Regions from separate parts of the Mus musculus genome. Here region 2 is linked to region 1. The links are chromatin loops, found by intact Hi-C in ENCODE. Cell type or tissue: left cerebral cortex. All regions are shown on one strand.

What was found. A loop is a pair of places that touch in the nucleus more often than their neighbours do. Peaks named below come from ENCODE experiments on the same cell type or tissue, not always from the same donor. Only the 100,000 strongest peaks of a DNase experiment are listed, where the experiment ranks them.
Region 2: it touches region 1 in a loop (2.2-fold over the local background); 1 of 42 quality-filtered maps calls a loop at or near these places.

The regions. Positions count from the first base shown.
Region 1 is chr5:123,227,016-123,229,515 of GRCm38, forward strand. Psmd9 (proteasome (prosome, macropain) 26S subunit, non-ATPase, 9) reads left to right here and starts at 1,175. Exons shown (of 6, transcript NM_026000.2): 1 at 1,175-1,429. The coding sequence starts at 1,292. In left cerebral cortex, no CTCF peak of the experiment used is centred here; a DNase peak (open chromatin) is centred at 1,204; H3K4me3 peaks cover 1,527 bases; H3K27ac peaks cover 622 bases.
Region 2 is chr5:123,058,768-123,061,267 of GRCm38, forward strand. No RefSeq gene overlaps it. Among named protein-coding and RNA genes, the nearest start is that of Morn3, 13 kb to the left of the region's middle. In left cerebral cortex, a CTCF peak has its summit at 1,230 (motif pointing left); a DNase peak (open chromatin) is centred at 1,217; H3K27ac peaks cover 29 bases.

The sequences.
Region 1 (2,500 bases):
GGGCCTGTTACACCAGCACCTCGTGACAGAGGTGAAAGTCAATAAATACTTGGACACCCTTAAGAGACACGTTGCTAGGGTGTGTGTACTCTGATCAGGATCCAAAGGGAATAAATTAGTAAATAAAAATGAAAAAAAAGAGCGAGAGATATTACTGTTAGTGTCACACAATAAGGTCAGAGAGCAGAAGGTGAAATTATTTAAGGTCACATGGAATATATATAGTCGGTGTTAATGGTCCAACTTTGAACATAGGTTGTACCATGAGGATCCCCAGCCCGAAAGTGGCTGGGGATATAGCTGAGTTGGTAGAGTGTTCCTGATCCCCAATATTTCATAAACCATACCTGGTGGTACATGCCTGTAATCCCTGCCTGTGGAGGGAGCAGATGGAGTATCAGATGCTCAAAGGCACTGGGCACACTAGGTTATAAAGAAGGAAAAAAAAAAAGGTCTTGAAGTTTTGATGAGGATAGGTTGAGGGAGGTGCGAAATGGATAGAATGGGAGTGGGGGGTTAGAGGGTGTCTGTGATCATGACAATAAGAAATAGAATATTCTAAAAACTTGGGGAGAGCTTCAAGGTCGCCTTCATCTACACAATGAGTTAGAGGCCTGCCTGAGATGCAGTAAATCTTGTCTGGAAAAAGAAAAAGAAAAGAAACAGAAAACAAAAAACAAATCGCTTGAAAGCCTCTTTCAAACACTCAGGGGCTTCGTAGATGTTAAGAACTGAAGTGTCAAGGTTGGCAAGACTGGATCCTCTTACATTTATACAGCTGGTATCCAGTTTACTCAGCCTTCAGATGAGTGAATGAAAAAAAGTGTAAGCCAGATGTGGTGGCTTTAATCCCAGCACTTGGGAGCAGAGGCAGGAGGATTTCTGAGTTTGAGGCCAGCCTGGTCTACAGAGTGAGTTCCAGGACAGCCAGGGATACACAGAGAAACCCTGTCTTGAAAAACGGGGTGGGGTGGGGGGGTGGGGAAACGGACGGATGGAGGGACGGGGACAGAATGAAAAAGAAAGGAATGAACAAGAAAAGTGGAAATGAGTCAGGATAAAGTGGGAGTAAATACCTATGTCCTCTATGGGCCTATTTATCTCTACCGGGTCATCTGAAAACCACGTGGTCTATCTAGCCGGTGACCCCGCCCACTTCCAAGCTCCACCCTTCATCTGTTTCCGTACTTGCGCGTTGGCTGAGCTGTTTTGGCCCCGGGGAGGACCCGTAGCCTCAGCCTCGGCTGGCGTCCGTAGCCGGGAAACCCAGAACTCTAGCTTGAGGTCCGCGATGTCGGGTGAAGACGTTCCGCACCGGGCAGAGTCCTCCGAGGCCCGTGCGGCCGCGGTCAGCGACATCCAGGATCTGATGCGACGCAAGGAGGAGATCGAGGCGGAGATCAAGGCTAATTACGACGTCCTGGAGAGCGTGAGTGTGGCGGGGAGGCCTGCGGACGAGGCTCGGGGTCGCTGCCAAGCAGTGTCCTAGAGGGGGTCTTTGCTGCGTGCCACACGCCCCTTTAAGCATTTTTTCTTTACGTGGGATTAATTTTCATTTTCGGAAGCATTAACTTTGCATTTTAAAGTTTTTTGTTTGTTTGTTTTTAACGCAGCCCCTAAGCTGGCTTCGAACTCGTGATCCTCCTGCTTCATCTTTCTGAGTGCGGGAATCGCGGGCCTGTGCAACCATGATATAGGCCTTAGTGAAACTGCCTCGGTCGCAAGGATAGACTATTTGCTGAGGCATAGTGATAATCGCTACTGTCACTTTCTGTAGGTGACATTACCAGGTTTGGCCTCGCCACCCGCTTTTCTTTAGGACTTTATAAATGTCAACTGGGAGAATTAATTGGGCATCTTGTTAAAATGCACGTTGTAGCCAGGGGAGGCATCCCTATTTAAGCCCAGCGTTTAGAGAGTGGAGGCAGGGGGATCAGGACTTGAGGGTTATTCTTGCCTACATAGTAAGCTCGAGGCTGTCCTGGGTTATATTAGACCTTGTCTCAAAAAAAAACCAAAAAAAAAAAAAAAAAAAAAAAACAAAAAAGAAAAGTAAAAATGAAATGCAGACTCTAATTGGGATAGGGAAAAGACTCTGGATTTTAAGAAAACCCTCACCTCTGCTAATTGCTCTTTTAAGTGGAGCCAGATTAAGCACATTGTCTTTACTGTAAAAGGGGAAACAGGGCCAGAGTGGAGCCAATGCTTGCCCAGTTAGGAAGGGGGAATGGTTGGCTCTGTGATCTGTTTACCTCCTAAGCAGATATATTTTTCATAAAACCCCAAGTCAGTGTATAGAGGAAGGGGAGGCTAAATCACACTCATTGCTGGGCACAATGACATCTGGGTGATGGGTGCCAGATGACGGTGTCATATAGAGGTTCTACAGGCCAGGTAGGTGCTGACCATGTGCCTGAAAGGTACTATCTTGTATGTGTGCTGTGCCAGGAAACTGTCACAGCAGTATTGTTAACTTGTGTCCCTGAAGCTCAAAGGGGCG
Region 2 (2,500 bases), 170 kb before region 1:
TGGTTCATTTGTTTCCATAAACAAGTATGGAAAGCGGATAGTGTTCAATATATGAAGACTGTTCTGATGGCTGGGGACACCAAGAAGCCTGTAGTTCAGCCCCAGTTCTTAAAGGGTTCTTGTGGGAAGGTCACGTGGTTCAGATGTAGAGGCAGTCTTGGAGGTAGCTGTGGGAGCACCTTGACATCTGCTGGGTGACGTCTGTGCACTTCAGAGACTGTCCAGTCAATACAGTCGTGCTGGACTTGGGGAGAGGAAGTCTAGATGCCAGAAGAGGAGATTAGGACCAAAGTGGAGGGTGAGAGACCATGTGTGTTCCTGAACATTGAGGGGTGGTAGGGAATGAGGCAGGAAGCGACTGTTAGACCAAAATCGCCTACTTCAAAAGGGAGAAGTTAGTAAAACTCTCTAAGGAAGATTATTTACGGGTTTACGATTTATTCATCCGTGTCTGTGTGCATGTGTAAGTTGCACCCATGTAGTGGTATGAGCGTGACATTCAGTACACAAGTCTACAGAGCTCTCTCTTTCCAACATGCAAGTCTCAGTGTTTGAACTCAGAGCCTTGGGCCTGGTGGCGGATCTCCTCTTACCCGCTGAGCCTCCTCTCCACCCCAACTCCCCAAGAAAGTCTTGAAATGGTACATTCTTGGGCCAGAATCTCTTGAGGCTGATGAGAGGTATGACTCCTAATCACTGTTCTAAAACGCTGGAAGGGTAGGGATTCTTGGACTCCCTGAAGAAGTTGCTCAGGTCCCGTCTCCCTCAGTTATATATGCCTTGAGGAAGAGGGGTTTATAAGAGTGTTAGGCCAAGAGAATAAACTTCAAGAATAGCACAGAAAAATAATTGAAAAGGAAGCTCTTAAATGTATCCAAAAAATCCACTTTGTAGTAGAATACGTGGGACAGACTGGTTTCATGGACTTGCTCACTTATATTTTGCCCTGGACCCTGACAAATTATGAAGTAGATATTGTTTTTTAATCTCCCAAAGGCTGCCTACATTATACTACTACAACCTTGAAGGATCTAGGGTTGTAAAATGTTGGGGGGACACAAAGATTCAGATCTTAATATAAGATAACTAAATGAAAGGCTGGAGAGATGGCTCAGCAGGTATAGGACTGTCTTGCAGAGGTCCTGGGTTTAGGTCCTAGCATCCACCTCCGGCCATTTACAGCTACCTGTAACTCCTGTTTCAAGGGATCTAGTGCCCTCTTCTGGTCTCCACTGGCATCTACAAGAGCCTGTCTCAAAAACAAGCAAGAGAAATAGAATTTCCCGTGCAGGAAGATTGTATTTCAGGTTGCTAGCAAAAGTGTGTTAAAGAGAAATGATCTACAACCCGGAGGCGGGGGGGGGAGGGGGGGGGCCAGGGAGAAGGAGAGAAAAAGAAAATAAACTTGTGTACATGCCACAACATTGCAGTGCAGCTGACCTGAGCAGCCACTGGACAGCTGCTATGCTTTGCCAGTTACTTTCATCGTGCTAAAAATACACAGATATCACTCCGACCTGGCGGGCCAGCTACAGGGATTAAGCAAAGGAGCGCGTGCGTGGAATGTATTGTAAACAGCTAGCGGCTGTTCACAGGAAGGTGTGTGGGAAATGTACTGGTGATGGTGTTTGCCCTGTTGTCAAACACAGGGGCCGGAGCTAAGAGGCCTGTGTTCCCTCAAGACTTCCAAGTGCTTTTCGTCTGGCAAGTGGTCCTTCTCCACTCTAGTGCAAATTAGTCCACCCGGCAGCTTTCAGGAAAATACACTTGGATGTTTTTAAAAACTGCTAGCCCAAATGTAACGGTGTTTTTGGAAGGTAATTAGAGCAGGAGGCTGGGATCCTCTAGGGAGTGTGAATTGCCATGAAAGACAGGTTAGTTTCAAAGGGTTGGAGACTGGAGAGAAGCCTGTCTCCAATTAGGAACCAGGTGAAAGGGACACTGTAGCACTTTCTTTAAATCCTTAATGAAACTAACCTACTGTGTCACTGATCTGGCTGGGGTGGGGGTGGGGGTAGGGATTGGCATGGAGAATGTCAGCTGTGGAAGAGTTCTGCTGTCCCGTGCAATGCAAACGGAAAATGAAAGCCTGGTGTGGTGGTGCATGCCTGAGATCCCAGCAAGATCCTGGCAGGCGGACTGGAGAGATGACGCAGCACATAACTGCATTTGCAGTGGACCCAAGGTTTGTTTCCAAACCCCAAATGAGGGTGTTCACAACTTCCTGGGACTTCAGCTCCAGGGAATCCAACACGCTCACATAAGGTACAGTCTCTTGTCACATAAATCAAAATAAACTTTAGAAAGTCTCCTGAGGAAAATGGTTGGGCTGTGTAGGGAGATCCGGATGGCTTAGTGGGGTAGGGGCACTTACACACAGCCTGATCCTCACACACTGTAACACTGTCAAGATTTTCCAGTGGGGCGTACATATATCAAATCATTCCATTTAATGACTGAGAAGCCAGAAGAGAGTGTTGGATCCCCTAGAGCTGCAGTT